Linked DNA regions of Homo sapiens: all the other regions are linked to region 1. Evidence: chromatin contacts called from ENCODE Hi-C or POLR2A ChIA-PET data. All regions are on one chromosome and are shown on one strand. The core of a region is the stretch at or near the end of the contact, and the rest is flanking DNA. Distances in the headings are between cores, read along the strand shown.

Region 1 (4,737 bases), core at 1,996-4,495:
GCTTTGGGGGCTCATCAGGTGGCTATGGAGGATTAGGAGGTTTTGGTGGAGGTAGCTTTCGTGGAAGCTATGGAAGTAGCAGCTTTGGTGGGAGTTATGGAGGCATCTTTGGAGGGGGCAGTTTCGGAGGTGGCAGCTTTGGTGGGGGCAGCTTTGGTGGAGGCGGCTTTGGTGGAGGCGGCTTTGGAGGAGGCTTTGGTGGTGGATTTGGAGGAGATGGTGGCCTTCTCTCTGGAAATGAAAAAGTAACCATGCAGAATCTGAATGACCGCCTGGCTTCCTACTTGGACAAAGTTCGGGCTCTGGAAGAATCAAACTATGAGCTGGAAGGCAAAATCAAGGAGTGGTATGAAAAGCATGGCAACTCACATCAGGGGGAGCCTCGTGACTACAGCAAATACTACAAAACCATCGATGACCTTAAAAATCAGGTAAGAGGTATTTTTAAATCCAGCTTTAAGTATCTTGTCCATGTAATCCAGACAGATGAATCTTAAATTAAGCACAATGTGGCTGTTCACTATGCTTACCCATGTTACTTTCTTCCTTCAAAAATAACCCAGTCTCATCAAAGATAAACATCTGTGAAACTATGGTCATGGCAATCTTCATCCAGCAAGTGTGCTACTTGTCTTAAGAGGATGGGAGATTTACTAAGCACTTTTGAGGTTTTAATGAGCATACAATGAGTCCACAGTTAAAATATGCTAGGCTATTTACAAATGTAGAAACTGAAAAAAAAAATCATGATATGAATCAGAACAAAATGTTATTCAGACTGATAACAAGCCATATTCAGTACCAACATGGCAAGAAAAATAAATTTTCCAGTATGAAAATGGGACACTGCTTGCCTCTAAGGAATTTCTGAATTGTACCTATTGTGTACCAGTTCAGAGTGTATTTATTTATTAGTATTTATCATGAGTTAAACAAATGCAGGTGTGAGTCAGCCAAAGCATGGCTGAAATACATGGAAATCACATAGTCTAAAAGAGGAGGGCACACTTACAGGAATACATCTATATAATTCCAGTTAGTTTTCAGAAAGGAATAATTCGTGTACAGAAATACAAGACTGGAGAAATTCCAAGAGAACAAATAATTCAAAGTTAAGTATATGGGTAAGCCTGCAATATTTCATATTTAAAATAAAAAATTTTCCCAAGATTTTGTAAGAGAACAACATAAAAGTGCAGAGTGCATCTATGTCACTACAAAAGCCATATCTGCATCTGACCTCTTCTCAAATAACTGTGCCTCTCCCTCCAGATTCTCAACCTAACAACTGATAATGCCAACATCCTGCTTCAGATCGACAATGCCAGGCTGGCAGCTGATGACTTCAGGCTGAAGTAAGTTAAGTGATCGTTGTATAATACTATCACAACGAATACATCAGTGGTTTTTAACAATGACTTGGGATGCCCTCAATAACATTTACATTTTTCTGAATTCACCCAAAGTTAAATAGTATTGGAGTTATCTGAGAAATTTTCCATGTCAGTGTTACCTTTTTGGCAATATTAAAGGAAGAAAATGCATTTTAAAGTAACTGCTAAGGTTTTTTCCATTAAACCACTATTACTTCTAAGAGAACTGTACATGACAAATATTGCCATTACATGAGATCAACTATGTAGCTGCTTTTTAAATAGTCTCTGCCCAGATACATCTCCCCTATATAAGTTATAACCAGTATTGATATCATGCTTGTTTCAGGTATGAGAATGAGGTAGCTCTGCGCCAGAGCGTGGAGGCTGACATCAACGGCCTGCGTAGGGTGCTGGATGAGCTGACCCTGACCAAGGCTGACCTGGAGATGCAAATTGAGAGCCTGACTGAAGAGCTGGCCTATCTGAAGAAGAACCACGAGGAGGTGACACAAAAGTTATACTTTTCCCAGCCAAAAGAGAGTTCATTATGGTCCTCGTGTAGCCAATAAATCTTTCTGTTCCTCAAACAGGAAATGAAAGACCTTCGAAATGTGTCCACTGGTGATGTGAATGTGGAAATGAATGCTGCCCCGGGTGTTGATCTGACTCAACTTCTGAATAACATGAGAAGCCAATATGAACAACTTGCTGAACAAAACCGCAAAGATGCTGAAGCCTGGTTCAATGAAAAGGTAAAGTAATCTTCCTTATAGTGAAACTCATGGAGGTTTTATCATTTCAGAATTTCCTCACCCTTTTCCTTGTTTTTAATACTCTAGAGCAAGGAACTGACTACAGAAATTGATAATAACATTGAACAGATATCCAGCTATAAATCTGAGATTACTGAATTGAGACGTAATGTACAAGCTCTGGAGATAGAACTACAGTCCCAACTGGCCTTGGTATGTTAACTCTCATGAAATGACTTCAACTTTATCATACAAAGTTTCATGCTCACCTAAGAATATGCAATGCAACAAAAAAATGCAGAGTTGGAGGTAAGAAAGAGAAAACAAAGTGAAGCTCATGTTAATGGAGGAAAAGTACTACTAGTGTTGATCTAAAAGTGCTGAAACTGAAATGGTGCCATTAAACATACAACAAATTCTGTTCATTTTCTTATTCTTCTATATAATGCCTTACTAAATAATCAAATAAGCGTCACCATACTCAACTGAACAAGGAAGTCACTAAGCCACAAAAAAATCCGTTTCAGAAACAATCCCTGGAAGCCTCCTTGGCAGAAACAGAAGGTCGCTACTGTGTGCAGCTCTCACAGATTCAGGCCCAGATATCCGCTCTGGAAGAACAGTTGCAACAGATTCGAGCTGAAACCGAGTGCCAGAATACTGAATACCAACAACTCCTGGATATTAAGATCCGACTGGAGAATGAAATTCAAACCTACCGCAGCCTGCTAGAAGGAGAGGGAAGGTAAATTTTAAAATGAAAAGTTATCCCAGTTTCTTTTATTCAATATTCCAGATAGCAAGGCTTATCTAAACCCCAAGAAGATGCCAGAGAATGAGAGGAAGGGAGGAGAGAGGGTAGAGTACAGAAAAAGGAGTACGCAACCGCAATCTCACTTTCTCATGAATTTGGCCCAAAATGATTCTTAAGAGTTCTGTGAACTTAACATTGTTTTCAAAGGATGGGTTTTAAAATATATACCTGGCAGGGTTTTATTTTTTCAACACGTTTTGCTTATTTTCTAAATTAACGGCAACTGGAAAGCTACCCACCGTTTTCCAACGTTAGAGATAACCGAATGTGACCTCACCCCGTTTAGTTCCGGAGGCGGCGGACGCGGCGGCGGAAGTTTCGGCGGCGGCTACGGCGGCGGAAGCTCCGGCGGCGGAAGCTCCGGCGGCGGCCACGGCGGCGGCCACGGCGGCAGTTCCGGCGGCGGCTACGGAGGCGGAAGCTCCGGCGGCGGAAGCTCCGGCGGCGGCTACGGGGGCGGAAGCTCCAGCGGCGGCCACGGCGGCAGTTCCAGCGGCGGCTACGGTGGTGGCAGTTCCGGCGGCGGCGGCGGCGGCTACGGGGGCGGCAGCTCCGGCGGCGGCAGCAGCTCCGGCGGCGGATACGGCGGCGGCAGCTCCAGCGGAGGCCACAAGTCCTCCTCTTCCGGGTCCGTGGGCGAGTCTTCATCTAAGGGACCAAGGTCAGCAGAAACTAGCTGGGGTAATCAGAATTAGTTTTAACTTCCTGTGATGGTTTTTTTGCGCTTTAAGCTCTAGAGTTGTTTTAAAAAATTAAAAATCTTAGAGACGGTTCCGTTTGCATTTGTTCACAAACTACTCTTAACACCAGCCGTGAAAAATGGCATGATCAAAATGTCATACCTTAAGCATTTTTTTGGGCTTAACAATGTAAAGTTGAAATTTCCTTCTTTTTACAATATTTGCTTGTTAATTACTAAGGATCCCTACAGACTGTTTAAAATTTTTTTTCCATCATTCACACAGATACTAACAAAACCAGAGTAATCAAGACAATTATTGAAGAGGTGGCGCCCGACGGTAGAGTTCTTTCATCTATGGTTGAATCAGAAACCAAGAAACACTACTATTAAACTGCATCAAGAGGAAAGAGTCTCCCTTCACACAGACCATTATTTACAGATGCATGGAAAACAAAGTCTCCAAGAAAACACTTCTGTCTTGATGGTCTATGGAAATAGACCTTGAAAATAAGGTGTCTACAAGGTGTTTTGTGGTTTCTGTATTTCTTCTTTTCACTTTACCAGAAAGTGTTCTTTAATGGAAAGAAAAACAACTTTCTGTTCTCATTTACTAATGAATTTCAATAAACTTTCTTACTGATGCAAACTATCCCAATTTGTCAGAATTTATCTTTACTTAAGTACATAATACTCTTTAAAATTAAAGATTAGTAACCCATAGCAGTTGAAGGTTGATGTATCCAGAAATTCGGAAGACAGAACTATTGTCATGCCTTTTCTAAGTTTTTTAATCATGTATGTTCAGACCACCGTCAGTAAATTCACTGAGTAAAGTCTGTAAATCCCCAATATTACTCTTTAAGATACACAATATGTGGAAGGCTCCCAGCTCTCTGGCTTTAAATTATTTCAATCCTGGAAATTCTGGAATATCTCAAATAAAACCCCCAAAATAATAATAATTGGAAATTTTATATTTTCTAATTACCTGACTTCTCACCTTTGCCTTTTCTTACTTTCTTCCAGTTACTATATTACTTCTTCCCAATTGTTATATAGCTTGACATATCTTCTGACACCACCCAAGTAAAATCATATCACCCCCAACAAAAT
Region 2 (4,995 bases), core at 1,731-4,230, 600 kb after region 1:
TCAGGAGTTCGAGACCAGCCTGGCCAATACGGTGAAACCCTGTCTCTACTAAAAATACAAAAATTAGCTGGGCGTGGCAGCACGCGCCTGTAATCCCAGCTACTTGGGAGGCTGAGCCAGGAGAATTGCTTGAACCCAGGAGACAGAGGTTGCAGTGAGCCAAGATTGTGCCATTGCACTCCAGCCTGGGCAATACAGCAAGACTCTGTCTCAAAATAAATAAATAAACAAATAAAAAAACCAACACTACATTCTACTAGTCTTCATCAATTGACTTCATTCATCTCCACCTTCCCCAACTCTTAACTTCCCTATCTTCATCTTGATGGCAACCAATGTAACACAATATGAAATTTTTACTTTTAAAAGTTGACATTAATAAGAGTTAAAAAACTAAACATGCGGCCAGGTGTGGTAGCTCATGCCTGTAATCTCAACACTTTGGGAGGCCGAGGTGGGTGGATCACCTGAAGTCAGGAGTTCGAGACCAGCCTGACCAACATGGTGAAACCCCATCTCTACTAAAATACAAAAAATTAGCTGGGCGTGGTGGTGCATGCCTATAGTACCAGTTACTTGGGGGACTGAGGCAGGAGAAGCGCTTGAATCCGGCAGGCAGAGGTTGCAGTGAGCCGAGATCACGCCACTGCACTCCAGCCTGGGTGAAAGAGCGAGACTCCGTCTTAAACAAACAAACAAAAAAAGAGACAGAGAGAGAGATGGGGTATTGCTACGTTGCCCAGAATGGTCTCGAACTCTTAGACTCAAGCAATCCTCCTGCCTCAGCCTCCCAAGTAGCTGGGATTACAGGCAGGTGCACCATTGTATGTCTTTTAAATATCAATATCTCAATCTCATTTTCAGAGATCACTTCTATGCAACCACTTTAAAGATCCCATGTGTTAAGACAAACTTTTAGAGGCAGGGACAGAGAAAACCTATATTTCAAAGGGGAAAAAAATGAGAGCTTAATAATTTGCCTTGAAGTTATTTACTAAATCCATAGGTAGGCTAAAACTGTCCTTATTCCCTGTGGTTCTCTTCTGATTTGTAAAAGGAGAACAGAATAGCCAAAAACATTCAGTAAGACAGTCAAAAACCAAAACCGTAAGGCAAAAATAACAGCATGAAAAAGGACGGGGACCCTGGGAGAGCCCAAAGCAATAACAGATTATTCAAGTCCTTTAAAAAATATGAATTCTGGACAGGCGCAGGGGCTCACGCCTCTAATCCCAGAACTCTGGGAGGCAGAGGCGGGCGGATCACGAGGTCAGGAGATCCAGACCATCCATCCTGGCTAACACAGTGAAACCCCGTCTCTACTAAAAATTCAAAAAAAAATTAGCCAGGTGTGGTGGTGGGCACCTATAGTCCCAGCTACTCGGGAGGCTGAGGCAGAAGAATGGGCGTGAACCCGGGAGGCGGAGCTTGCAGTGAGCCGAGATCGCACCGCTACACTCCAGCCTAGGCCACTGAGCGAGACTCCATCTCAAAAAAAAAAAAAAAACGAATTCTGGGCCAGGCACAGTGGCTCATCCCTGTAATCCCAGCACTTGCGGAGGCCGAGACAGGAGGATCACTTGAGCCCAGGAATTCCAGACTAGCCTGGACAACAGGGCAAGACTCTGTCTCCAACAACAACAACAAAAAAATATATATATATACATATATATATATATATATATATATATATATATATATATATATATACACACACACACGTTAGGCGGGAGTAGTGGTCACACCTGTGGTCCCAGCTATTGGCGGGGCTTAGGTGGAAGGACCACTTCAGCCCGGGAGGTCGAGGCTTTAAGGAGCCATGATCATGCCACTGCACTCCAGCCCGGGCGACAGAGTGAGACCACGTCTCTTAAAAGAAAAAAAAAGAAAAAAGAATTCCATCACATATCAGTTCCTTGCCTCAATGCTATTTTTAAGAACTTTCCTTCCTGATAAAAAACTCGACCATACACACTGCCATGCTGAACACTTTAACATTTCCATCTTGGCCGGGTGCAGTGGCTCACACCTGTAATCCCAGCACTCTGGGAGTCCAAGGTGGGAAGATCGCTTGAGCCCAGGAGTTCAAGACTAGTCTGAGCAACATAGCCAGACCCCACCTTTAAAACAAAAAAAAAAAAATTCCATCTTCCCTCACTTCACACCACTTCAACATGAACCCTCAACTCCAGACGTTCCAATGCGCATCTTAACATTCTCAATCCAACCTTTAACTAAATTCTGATTCCTTTTCAAAGAACGCTCTCAAGATTCCCTCTAGTGTAAGCAGTTTCCCGAGCCATCTTCCCAAACACTAGCTTTCACCTAACTCAATCCCCAAAATGTCACACTGGACTCCTCACCCACAGCATCCTGCTAATTAGCCGTTCCCAACAGGTCCTCCGTTCCCGTCTCCCTTTTTGCGCACGATTACCTCGTTCCTCACAGAGTTGCCGCCTTAACTCACCCAACCCTTCAGGAGCCCTTATTGCCTGTCTCTCAAAAACGTTCCTCCCCATTTTTCCAGTCCCCGCTCGCCCCATACCAATATTCGACCACTCCTCCCCAGATTCCCCACGCCCTCTCTCCTCCAGGTTCTTCCGATACAGTCCCCCGGCCCCCCGCCCCTCAGGCCCCACCCGCAAGACCCCTCTCCCCCTCCGGCCCCTCCTCTAATGCCCCCCTCTCTTCTCAAGCCCCGCCCCGAGCCCCCCTCCCCGCGACTTTCCCTCCCACTCAGGTCCGCAGGTCATTTCAGCGACTGACCCAGCCGCCCCGGCCTCTTTCCGACCTGGCCGCAGCTGCTCTGGGAGCGAATCCTCTGCCGCCTACACTCCGGCTTCGTCCTGTCCTGCTCGCCCCCCGGCAAGCTCTTTCTCGCCGTCGCCGCCGCCGCCGCCGCCGCCGCCGCCGCCACCGCCCCTTTTGCCAACCCGGAAATGGATCTGCTCCCACCGTCCCCAGCGTCCGCGAACAAAATGGAGGCGGGGGAAAAAGGAGGAGAGAGCAGGGAGCGGAGAGATGCGAGACGCATGCGCCCCTGGGAAGCCCGCCCCCTGCCGGCCCACGTAAAGGCGGAAGCGGTTGAGTGGACGCCATCTTAGGAAGGTCACAGGAATTCCGCTTACCAGCTAAAAGCTGGGTTTGCAACTTTAGCTGCAATTGGAATCACCTGGCAAGATTTAAATACTATGATGCCTGGTTCCCACCCCTGGAAATTATAATTTAATTCTGGGGTGCAGCCTAGGCATCAGGAAATTGTTGCAGGTGATTCTAACGTGTTGCCAAGGTGGAGAACCACTGAGCTAAACAGTCATTGTTGAATATACTCCTTTCGTCTTTAATCCGCCGCACACACACACACCCTCCCCCCTAAATATCCTTCCTTAATCTCGAGTTAACGAAGAACCCGCCTCGGCCAACCTTGCAAAGGCCAAGTAGTCAAGCTCCGGTTGTCATGGCAACAGAGGCAGGCCACTGCTCACAAGTCATCATTTACGTCATCTTACCCACCTGACTCGAACACCGTCTCTTCTTTCTCGGGCTGGGGTTTCCTCCAGCTTCCAGGGCTATAGGATGGTGCTGTGGACCCCTCCAGCTGCTTGGGCCAGAGAGAGAAATCCTGTGCCCTCTTTGATGGAGCTGCTGTTAAACCCTGACAGCTGACTAAGTATCTCTCCCTAGTCCACCCAGAAAAGCGCTTTCCATTATAGCTTCAAAATACTCTTGGTTTAATTCCATTCCCAGCACAGAATCCGAAGTAAGGGGGCAAGATTGGGACTTAGTCCCCATTACTTACAAGCTGTGTGCCATTGGGCCTTAGCTACCCTATCTGTAAAATGGGTCTAATAGTGCCTGTCCCGTCTGTCTCATAGAGTTGTTGCAAAGCTGAAATCAGTTAATGAATGGGAAAACGTGATAGAGCATAAGTTGTTATTATTTTTGTTTTCCTTCTATTCTGCCATGAGTAGTACTAGGCACCACCCACTAGTCAAGTAAATGTCACATTGAGTACCTGCTAAACACCAGGAGATGGCTACAGAGGTGACTAAGACAGAGCCTCTGCCCTCAGGGAACTCACTACGTTGGTGGGCAGACTGGCATAAACAGCTAGCTGAGATACAAGTCAGCGTGTGATTAGTGCTGTGGGACGTCAGACAAGGGAGCAATTAATTCCTGCTAAAGAATGGAAGGAGGTTTCCTAAATGGTTTGGAGCTGGGCCTTGAAGGATGAATGGAATTTTATTATTAATCAGAGAAGGCAGGGAACACAGCAGGCATAGGGATCAAGGACACGAGGTAAAGATTTTCAGCTGTCTACATCCTGCATGGCCATACGTGGGGCGATGGAGCCAGGGAGATGGTGGGTCCAAACACCTTACCAGAGCCTCCCAACTCTTCAACCTCATCCCCTGCCTGTCCCCTCCTCACTCACTCTACATTATGAGGACCTGATTTCTATCACTGCAATGTACCCCATTCAGCAGTTCCCACCTCAGGGACTGTGTACTGGCTATCCTCCGCCTCTTCCTCATTTTTCAAGCCTTACTGCAAATGCTTCGTCCTCAGAGGGCATTCACTGCCCACTGTAGCTAATGTAAAGCCCCATGCTCTATCACACACTCTGTGATAAGGGCAGCCGCTGGGATGAATATAGGGACATCTCACCCAGACTTGGGGAAATAGTGATATAGGCTTCATGAAAAAGGTAAATGGCCCAAGTGCAGTGGCTCATGCCTGTAATCCCAGCACTTTGGGAGGCTGACAGGGGGGATCGCTTGAGCCCAGAAGTTCAAGACCAGCCTGGGAAACATGGTGAAATCTTGTTACTACAAAAATTACCCGGATATAACCGGGCACGGTGGCTCACGCCCGTAATCCCAGCACTTTGGGAGGCCAAGGCGGGCAGATCACCTGAGGTGGGGAGTTCGAGACCAACCTGACCAACATGGTGAAACCCCGTCTCTACTACAAATACAAAATTAGCCAGGTGTG
Region 3 (4,995 bases), core at 873-3,372, 530 kb after region 1:
ATAATCCCAGCACTTTGGGAGGCCGAGGCAGTTGGATCACCTGAGGTCAGGAGTTCAGAGACCAGATTGGCCAATATGGCAAAACCCTGTCTCAACTAAAAATCCAAAAAAAAAAAAAAAAAAAATTAGCCAGGCTTGGTGGTGGGCGCCTGTAATCCCAGCTACTTGGGAGGCTGAGGCAGGAGAATCGCTTGAACCCAGGAGGCGGAGGTTGCAGTGAGCCAAGATCGCACTATTGCACTCCAGCCTGGGAGATGGAGCGAGACTCTGTCTCAAAAAAAAAAAAAAAAAAAAAAAGAAGTCTTAACTGAACTTAGAAAGCTCCTTCAAAGGACACACATCTTACCAAGAAAAGAAAGGTCACGAGCTGCTAGTGAAAAAGTGATATAATGGATGGTTTACCCAGACGTTTCCTGGGGCTGAGAGGCAGGGCTTTTACACGAGGAGAACAGGTTACGGTTTGGACATTTGTTGGTTCTAGTTTGGCATCACTGGAGTTTTTAGCTTTGTTCAATGCCCGAGACAGCTTCCTTTTTGGAAAACTGATTGTAGCCTGTGCCTGGGATCGGGTTTGAGGCATGACGACAGCACAGCTAGATTAAAAAAAATAAGAGGACAACTAGTCAATATGTGAAAGTGAAGAGAAAATAACTAACATGGAATTTATTTATACTGATGATTAACACTTATTTCCTAATTATGTTATCACACTTATTTTAGCATTCACTTTTGCTTCACATCCAAATCTATGCAAGAACAGCTGACATTTGTTGTCTACCTACTACGTGGAAGGGCGCTGTTATAAACACTTTAGGTACCAACTCGTTTAACAACGATCTTAGGAGTAGGTACTATTATTAGCCTTTATTTTACACATGAGAAAACTGAGATAAACAGTGGCCCAAAGTCACAGAAAAACAGGAATGTAACCCCGGGCATCTGGTGCCAGAGCCCAAGTTCTTAACCAATTGAGCGATGCAATAACAAGTTACCTGAAATGGGCCGGGCGCGGTGGCCCACGCCTGTAATCCCAGCACTTTGGGAGGCTGAGGCGGGCGGATCACCTGAGGTCAGGAGTTCGAGACCAGCCTGACCAACATGGAGAAACCCCGTCTCTACTAAAAATACAAAAATTACGGCCAAACGCGGTGGCTCACGCCTGTAATCCCAACACTTTGGGAGGCCGAGACGGGCCGAGACCATCCTGGCTAACACGGTGAAACCCCGTCTCTACTAAAAATGCAAAAAATTAGCCGGGCGTGGTGGTGGGCGCCTGTAGTCCCAGCTACTCGGGAGGCTGAGGCAGGAGAATGGCATGAACCCGGGAGGCGGAGCTTGCAGTGAGCCGAGATCGCGCCACTGCACTCCAGCCTGGGAGACCGAGCGAGACTCCGTCTCAAAAAAAAAAAAAAAATTAGCCGGACGTGGTGGCGGGCGCCTGTAGTCCCAGCTACATGAAGAGGCTGAGGCAGGAGAATGGCTTGAACCCGGCAGGCAGAGGTTGCAGTGAGCCGAGATCGCACCACTGCACTACAGCCTGGGCGACAAGAGCGAGACTCCGTCTCAAAAAAAAAAAAAAGTTACATGAATTGATTTATATAGAACTTCTAGTTTCCTCCCTCCAGGCACGCGGGGTGTCTTTATCACCAGTTCAGCCCAGCACCCGCCACATTTAGTCTCTTCTATCCCAAGCCCTCACACTGCAGCTCAGTCTTCCCTCAGTTCTTTCCGCCCCTGCACTCAGTCCTCATTCTAGGCAGCTCTCAACGCACCCCAGAATATTTCCTTCCTACAACTTTCACCTCCTTCACACCACGCATAACTGCTAGAACTACCCCGAGGGCACCTGCCCTTTCCCTGATCCCGACCTCAGACCTCCAGCGAGCTCAGCTCTTTTCCCTTCACTTCACCTCAGGCCTCGCCGGAACCCGCAGCCTTCACCCAGCTCCGCTGCCTCACAGACCCCAGGCCTCCTCGAGCAATCCTCTTCTTTCCACCTCCTCAGTGCAGGATCCTTCTCACGTCTCTCACACGCAGCCTCTCGGACTCACCACCACAAGCCCCTGAACAAACTGCACAGCGGCAGCAGCAAACTCCAGCCGCGCTCGCGCCAAATCCGAATGGCCACAGCGTTCCCACCTCCCGCCAAAGCCCGGCCTCGATTCTGATTGGCTGTAGTCACAGAGCCTTTCGCCTTGGGCACCGCCTCTTTTTTTGCTACCAATCCAGTGGAAGAGTTACAGCCAATGAGAGAGCCCCAAGTCTTAGAGTCGCTGTGAGGCCACGACCACTGAACGGGGGAGGGAATCTACATCCGGGGCCTCGGTGGAAAGACGCGCGATTGCGGCAGGGCGACTCTGGGTAAAGCGGGCCGGCCCGCCGCAAAGCACGCTGGGAGGCGTAGTCTTTGCTGCCGCGCAGTCGCACTCTTCCTTCGACTGGAAGTGTCAAGATGTGGTTCCCCTTCTCACTGCCTAAAGTACCCATTTGCATCATCCTGATGGGCTAGATTTTCAGAACTGCTACATGATACCTACCGTTTTGGGTTCTGTGCGCCAGGTATGATGCTAGGCACTTTCCTTACCTCTCTAATGCTCAACCTCGCAAAGTACAAAGCAAACTTCTATACAAGGTTAGAGGTCACAGCATCTTGGTGACAGTGAAGAGCCTAGGATCCAGATCTCCTGATGGCTGAACTAGTGATTTTTATGGTAAAGTTCTACACACCTATATAAAGAAAAACTATGCTTCATCATAGTATCTCTTGATTTGTGCTTCAAAGGTGAGAAACAGAGCCAACTCTTTACTTTTATTTCGTTCAACCTAAGAATATTATGTTCTGTGCATCTTCTTACCATTAATCCACACATCATGGGGAGGGAATTATGACCCCTTAATTTTAAAATCTTTTATGGCGAAACACTAGGGTTTCAGGGCCAGGGAAGACAGCTATATAGAAGAGGCAAGCTGAGTTTTTAATGAAAAATATAAATTAGCGCAGTAATTTGAAGGCCAGCTTCCAAAGCCAATAATTCATCTAAGCCTCAGGTTCCTTTAGAGGCCAGAACCCAATTCTAGGTGATGGTAAACATTTATCTTTTACCCCTCAGTAACAAACAAAATAGAGCCATAAAGCCTAGAAAGAGGGAAGCAACAATATTACGATCATCAGTGAATTGGTACCTAGTTCATGAAGAGAGCCAATATTGAGTGCTTAAGTGTATGCCAGGGGCTGTGCTCAGTATTTTACCTACATCACCTTATTAATCTTCACAAGCACCCCCATGAACCTGGTGTTATTTCACTTTACAAATGAGGGAACTACAGTAGAGGGGAGTTGAGTAAACTTGCCCAAGGTCACACAACTAGTAAGTGGAAGAGCTAGAATTTGAACTCTGAACTCTGACAGAAAATCAAACTCTTGACCACTTTATCATAGGGGGATGATTAGACAGATTCAGGTTCTAAACAGGAAGAGATGGTGGAGTACATTTCGTGAAGGCTTTTTAGCAGCTGAAAACTACAAAAGTGAAGAGAATGGGCTGCCATGAATGGAGAAAGTTACCACACAATGGAAGCTTTTTTTTTTTTTATTTTTGAGACAAGTCTCATTTTATCACCCAGGCTTGAGTGCCGTGCCATGATCTCGGCTCACTGCAATCTCCACCACCTGGGTTCAAGCCATTCTCCTGCCTCAGCCTCCTGAGTAGCCGGGACTACAGGCACGCGTCACCACGCCTGGCTAATATTTGAATTTTTAGTAGAGGGGTTTCACCATGTTGGCCAGGTTGGTCTCAAACTCCTGACTTCATGATCCACCCACCTCAGCCTCCCACAGTGCTGGGATTACAGGCATGAACCACCGCTCTTGGCCACAGTGGAAGCTTTTAAAAGGACTAGATGGTATTTCTGATGTCTTAGTAGGATAGTAGAACTCAGGAAGCAACCTTCACTGTTCGTATTTTTATAACATGGGCACCTAAGAATTGCCCTTAATAACCTGAAATGGTAATGTGTGCCCAGCCAGCTGTAAGGGGTGGTTATGGTAAACAACCTAGGAAGCTATGAGTACTTAGCATGCATATTGGAACCTATGAAAACACCAGGAAATGGCTGGGTGCGGTGGCTCACGCCTGTAATCCCAGCACTTTGGGAGGCTGAGGCGGGTGGATCACGAGGTCAGGAAATCGAGACCATCCTGGCTAACACGGTGAAACCCCGTCTCTACTAAAATACAAAAAAATTAGCCAGGCGTGGTGGCGGGTGCCTATAGTCCCAGCCACTCAGAAGGCTGCGGCGGGAGAATGGTGTGAACCCGGGAGGTGGAGCTTGCAGTGAGTGGAGATCACGCCACGCCACTGCACTCCGGCCTGGGCGACAAAGCGAGACTCCGCCTCAAAAAAAAAAGAAAAGAAGACACTAGGAAACATAGCAGTGGCCCAAGAAAAGCCTACAGGTGTAAATGACCACTGTGGAAGCAGGCAAATAATCACAGAATGTCAGGACTGAAAGGTTATCTACTTGAAGCTTTTCCTTTGCACTAATAATGATCCTCCAGTAACGTGATGCGTACACATCATATTGTTTCTTGCTTCTGTGCCTTTGTTTTTGCTGTTTCCTCTGTCTGGAATGCCACTAACCATCCATCTTCCCTGGCTAACTCCCATAAAGCCTTTTAATATCCTGCATAGGTTTCTCCTGGTAGCTATCCTGAAGTCTACTAAACTATGAGTTCCTTGGAGTCAAAGACCATGTCTTAGCCTTGCACAGTGGCATGCATCTGTAATTCCAGCTACTCGGGAGGCTGAGGTGGGAGGATCCCTTGAGCCCAGTTTGAGGACAGCCTGGACAACATAGGGAGACCCATTTCCAAGTTGGAAAAAAAAAAAAAAGACTTTTTATTTGGAGTCTCGCTCTGTCGCCCAGGCTGGAGTGCAGTGGCACAATCTCAGCTCACTGCAACCTCCACCCAACCGGGTTCAAGCAACTCTCCTG
Region 4 (4,995 bases), core at 1,231-3,730, 520 kb before region 1:
AAATAATGGGTTCAGAATCCTTTCTTTCTCTCTTGTATATTTCAGCAACAATGCAGAGGCAGGAAAAAAAAAGCAAGAATTCTTAAAGGCGAGGTTCTGTTATTCAACCCTGGGCTTTCCCAGGTGCAAACTTAATTTCTCCTTTCTGCAGGTTCCCAGGTCTGCAGTCGCTGAGGTCATCAGCTCCTCGAGCCAGGCCTTCTCAGAAAACAGTGCTCTGAGGGGAGAGGCCCATAGCAAGGAAGCAAGGAAACAAGACCCTGGGAAATGTCTCCTAATCCCTGCCCCACCCTTCCCTGTGAAATAAACCATGATGGCGCTGGGCTATGAGTCTTACCCACTAGGAGATGGTGTGGGATGCTGTGATGAGAAGAAGAATTATGGCTTGTTTTGGAGGCAACATTTTTTGGTCCTGGTTTTGGATATATTGTTGACTCCCCTGACCATCAGAGTCCTCCTTTTGAGAGACCTGGCCTGGCAGCATTGTGGGGTTGTGAAGATCCCCTGTGTATGGAAGTGCTTTATAAATGGTGCAGCATGGTACCTATGTAAGACTCAGTATTCTTGTTGTTGACACTTTGACCTTGAATACGAATTCCTGGGCTCTTGGGATCTAAGTTTGATATTGTCTAGTCCCAGTAAAACATTCTACTCAGCCTCCTAACAGCCTGTTTGCTCCTATTTTTGACAGATGTGAACCGAGCTCCTATTGTCTCAGTTTGGAGAGCTTGCCTGAGAGGTGACATTTGCATTGAGACCTGAAAACAGAGAAGAAACAGAGCAGAGGGAAAGAGCTTTCCAGAGAGAGGGACAGAAAGTCAAGGAAGGGAGGGAGTAAGGCAGTTGCCTTTGAAGAAGGGAGCAAGGCCAGGGCATCGGGAGTGATGAGTAGGGGAGGAACAATCAGCCTGTATGTGTGGGCAGTGGCCAGGGTACATGGGGGCTCGCCAGTTCTGTGGAGGATCCGATTTCATTTCAAGGGAAGAGGAAAGCCTTGGGAGAGTTAAAAGGATGAATTTGATTGACACTTTTATTAAAAGGAGTGCATTGGCAGCTGAATGGAAAATAGGTTTACTGAACACTAACATTTAAAGTTTCAGGGTAGTGGATGACAATTACAAGTCAGGTATGTCTTCTTTTATGTTTCAAAGAAGAATCACTGACATCTAACAACAACTGCTCACATTTCTCATCAAAAACAGGAGAGTCTGGCAGCAGGCACCAAAAGTCCCAAGAATGGCTCCAACTATAAAAGGATATGAGGATGACATGATCTGTCCCTTGTTATTGCAAAATGCACACTGACAACTTGATGAAGTTATGTGCCAGGCAGGTGGGCCCCGGCCCCACCAGGCTCCTCGCTGAGCCTGCTGCAGGTGTGCAGAGGTAGCTTTCCCTCACTCTCACTTTTTTTTTTTAAACTTGTAGGGACAAGCACAGGACTGAAATGTAAAGTGTAGGGGGAGCCCTTGAAACTATTGCTATGGAATAAAAGATGAAATGCTCCTGATTATTGTAAATACAAAGTTGCATGCAGGATTGTGTAAAGACAATGCCAGGCTGGACTACCAGAATAAGCCAACAGCGTGTGATGTGCTTCCCCCTGCAGAGTCTATGAACGGAAGGGCAGGCAGGGATGTTTCACATCACCAAGATTCCTATCCCAGAAAAGCAGATGTTCATAGCTCTGAGAACGGAATGCGACCCTTGAGGAGAGCCTATAAACGGACGCATGAGGGGTGCATGTTCATATGGATAAGATAGGGCTATAAATGCCCTCATCTTGCCACAGCTCTTCTAGGCCTCTTTAGGGTTAAGGCATTCTCCCTTCTGAGAATTTCTGGTCTAACCTGTTGTCTAGCTTCACGTCCTGTTTCTATGGATTGTTTGTAACCAGCTTTTGCTGCAACTGTTACTGCTGATTAATATCTTGCTAATCACAGGTTATGGAAACACTGTGTTTCTGTTTTAAGGCTCTGTTAGAAATTACTGATGCACATACTATATTGTAAATTCTTATCTCTGTATATTGTACTTCTGCATACAGATGTTATGTTAAAGAATTGCTTCATCCCCATGTGACCATCTCACCTCATAATCAAATGACCCGAAATCCCTCACTAACCTACCCCCACCCTCACTAAACTTAATAACAAATGCTATATTTATATCCAGTGCATTGGTGGCATCGCAGGACCAGAAGGCGGTGACCCCCCGGACCCAGCTTTCACTATCTTGTGTGTGTCTATTCTTTCTCAACCTGCCAATCCTCCTGGGAACAAAGAGCCCCATTGCATTGCAGATTGCTGGCCAGATCCTGCAATAGTAAAGCCTAGGGAGGATTTACAGCCTCCCCAGTCAAAGATGTATTTACAAAAAATTCAAACACTTGCTCAGCTGCGGCCTGGATGTGATGGCATCTACACAAGATGACTTCCTGCAGCGGCACAAATGAAGCTGTGGGGGATCCCGACGAGCTAAAGCTTGGGTGTGGCACATGGGAGTGAATGTGTTTAAAGTTTTAAAAGTGGTTAAAAGGTGAAAAAAGAAAGGCTAGAAACCAAACCTCAGAAAAATCATGCATTTGAAAGTGACTGCTTTAGTTTTCAATCTGGTTTCAGTCTTGTAACCTCTATCTGTATCTCAGCCTGCATTGTGTTACTATGCTTTTTAAGCCACGGTTTCTTAAACTGAAAATGGGAGACTAATAACCACCTCACTTTTTTTTAAATAAAGGTAGAATCAGATTATGTTGCAAAGATGCTCAACCCAACCAGATACATCATAAGTGTCCAGTAAATGGAGTTCCTATTCACTTCCTTAGCAGCCCTGCATTCTGACCCCTTTCCTATTGCTCATCACAGGGTCTCCACAGCCTTGAGAATAAAAGGTTTTGCTCATTTGAGTCCTTCAGTAACCAGGTGAGAATCTAGTTTCAGGTTCTCTCAAATTGAGGGTTGTAGAAGACAGGCCAGATGGGACAAGAAACTGAAGAATCTGAGCTCGAGGGCTGAGAATCAGAGAGAAATGAATTCAGATGTGCCTGCATGCATCTGTGTGGGTCTGTGCACCTATGCTTGTGTGTGTGAGTGCAGGTGTGTGTGCGTGCTGTGTTAGGAGGAAGATGGCTAATTATGATTATGAAACTGGTGGTATTTTTGCTGATTATAACAATCAGAATTTTCAAATGGAAAGATAAAAGTAAAGCACAGAGCTGGTGGTGTCAAAGTCATAGGAATTTTAGTCACTTTATGGGAACTGGTTTCCACTTATGCCTATTTTCTACACAGGAAACCAACAATTAAGTGTATCATTAAAGGCCTGGGTAAAATTTAACGTGTTTGTATTTCCTGTTAATAATTATTTCAGACCTGCACATGCTGACTTCATCTTGGTTGGTTGTGGAGGCTGACTGACTGCTGGCTGCTGTGAAACATGAGGGTTACCAAGACCCTGAGAGCAGAGGGTGTGTGGTCCATTGTCAAAGAGCCAGGGGGACACGTGGGAGGGTCACTGCGGGAAGTGACTGCAGGCCATGCATGGTAATGCACAGGTATGACCAGCACAGAGGGACATGCCTCTAAGAAGGGTGCACTCTGGGGGCAGGGAAAGGACATAGATGAGAGAGTTTGAATGCTTTCTTGGTAAGTGCTTAATTAGATTGGTTCCCCACGGCAGCATTTTATGAACTGAAGTGCATAGACACTTCAAGGGGCTATAAGAGGGAAAATATTCCATGGGTTAGAGATGGAGAGAGGAGCATCTAGAATTTTGCAACTGAGCTTTAGTGAGCTCTGTTTCACATTTGGATGTCAAGGATTTTAGAAAAGCAGATGTCTGCCTCACTGCTGTCTGTTTAACTGAAGGTTTACACTTGTGCTCTGAGATTGTTACTAAAACAGAAAGAGGAAGGAGAAGAAGAGGAGGACGAGGGGGAAGGAGAGAGAATGAGTGAGGAAGGAAGGAAGAAAGGCAGGGAGGAAGAAAGGAGGAGAAGAAGAAAAAAACAAAATGTCTATTGCAGTTGTCTTAGGCATTTAGTGAATTGTCAGTTTTTTTGCTTGGTCGTTTTTTGTGGCCCTGTTTCTGTCACTACCTTGCCTTTGTCTCCATTTCTAACCCCATGTTCACCCCTTGGATTTAATGGTAGATCCAGCTTTTCTGGTTCTGGCCTTGGGTGCCTCCAGGGCATTATTTGCCCCTATTCTCTCTAGCTTTTCCTAATTCTGGCCTTTGATGCCTCCTGATATATGCCCCCATTCTCTCTAGCTTTTTCTGCTCTTGGCCTCTCAGCCAGGTCTGCAATAACCCCTGTGCACCATTAATGGTTTAGAGAAAGGCTCTCTCTCTGGGTGGATGCAGCCTGTAGGTGCCTGATTTGGCAAGCAGCACATAAGCTCGTCTCCATCCCACCCTGCAGCTGGGTGCTCTTGTGCCTGGCACAGCTCATACCTGCATATTGCTGCCTTGGAACAACCCATGCAGCCAGCTCAAAACTTCATCCCTGGACTCCATCTGGCCATTGTCCCTGCTAGATTAGAGCTTGAGTCAGACAGTTTAAATAATTTTGAGGAATTCTCTCATTTTTTAAACTGATCCTTGTGGTACTTTTATGGCAGACGTAAAGTAGGCACACAATAAGTGCTCAACAAATAATTAATAATCTGCCTGCCTGAAATGCATAACCTATTTAGGGCAGATGAGGAAATGAGGCATAGAGGGGTTGCTTGAGCAATACTATGCAGCAAAAAATGTTTTTGTTTATCAACAGAAGACGCACTTAGGCAACTGAGAAGAGCAGGAAACATGTGGGTACATGATTGTCTTTTTTCTAATGAGAAGGGAGTAATTCTTCCTTTTCTCAAACTTGACGCTGTTCTTTGAAGGCAGTATGTTATTCTTAGATTAACAACCATGACACTCATAGGATTAGACGTGCAACTTCATGGTGAAAGAACTTTGGTGGCAAGAACAGGGGTACAGAATGCAACATTT

What was found. A loop is a pair of places that touch in the nucleus more often than their neighbours do. ChIA-PET counts read pairs that join two places held with the same protein, here RNA polymerase II (POLR2A). Pooled maps may share reads with other maps.
Region 2: a loop to region 1 is called in a pooled map, with 13 times the contacts of the local background. The contact joins the promoter of WIPF2 here to the promoter of KRT10-AS1 in region 1. A Hi-C loop is called at or near these places in 7 of 50 pooled maps. POLR2A ChIA-PET finds 5 or more read pairs at or near these places in 2 of 52 experiments (CD4-positive, alpha-beta T cell and activated CD4-positive, alpha-beta T cell).
Region 3: a loop to region 1 is called in a map of CD8-positive, alpha-beta T cell, with 18 times the contacts of the local background. The contact joins the promoter of CDC6 here to the promoter of KRT10-AS1 in region 1. A Hi-C loop is called at or near these places in 2 of 168 maps with a recorded cell type or tissue (both CD8-positive, alpha-beta T cell) and 9 of 50 pooled maps. POLR2A ChIA-PET finds 5 or more read pairs at or near these places in 1 of 52 experiments (activated CD4-positive, alpha-beta T cell).
Region 4: a loop to region 1 is called in a pooled map, with 4 times the contacts of the local background. The contact joins the enhancer-like site here to the promoter of KRT10-AS1 in region 1. A Hi-C loop is called at or near these places in 1 of 168 maps with a recorded cell type or tissue (CD8-positive, alpha-beta T cell), 1 of 37 single-sample maps with no recorded cell type and 6 of 50 pooled maps. POLR2A ChIA-PET finds 5 or more read pairs at or near these places in 1 of 52 experiments (H1).

What each region holds. Positions count from the first base shown.
Region 1 is chr17:40,817,653-40,822,389 of GRCh38, reverse strand. It overlaps KRT10-AS1 (KRT10 antisense RNA 1), which reads right to left and starts at 3,245. Exons shown (of 3, transcript NR_160888.1): 1 at 3,182-3,245. KRT10 (keratin 10) reads left to right here. Exons shown (of 8, transcript NM_000421.5): 1 at 1-431; 2 at 1,273-1,355; 3 at 1,723-1,879; 4 at 1,967-2,128; 5 at 2,216-2,341; 6 at 2,656-2,873; 7 at 3,229-3,603; 8 at 3,908-4,273. The coding sequence ends at 3,914. RefSeq lists an enhancer at 1,536-2,735.
Region 2 is chr17:40,217,289-40,222,283 of GRCh38, reverse strand. It overlaps WIPF2 (WAS/WASL interacting protein family member 2), which reads right to left and starts at 2,980. Exons shown (of 8, transcript NM_133264.5): 1 at 2,792-2,980. RefSeq lists enhancers at 2,361-3,139, 3,040-3,149, 3,590-3,639.
Region 3 is chr17:40,285,006-40,290,000 of GRCh38, reverse strand. CDC6 (cell division cycle 6) reads right to left here and starts at 2,122. Exons shown (of 12, transcript NM_001254.4): 1 at 1,911-2,122; 2 at 403-593. The coding sequence starts at 580. RefSeq lists enhancers at 1,507-1,576, 1,607-1,786, 1,555-2,362.
Region 4 is chr17:41,339,161-41,344,155 of GRCh38, reverse strand. No RefSeq gene overlaps it. Among named protein-coding and RNA genes, the nearest start is that of KRT33A, 9.2 kb to the left of the region's middle. Within about 2 kb of position 2,480, at least 4 of the 41 ENCODE cell types and tissues checked have a DNase peak (open chromatin) inside an H3K27ac peak, as active enhancers do; they include CD8-positive, alpha-beta T cell, where a contact is called at or near this core.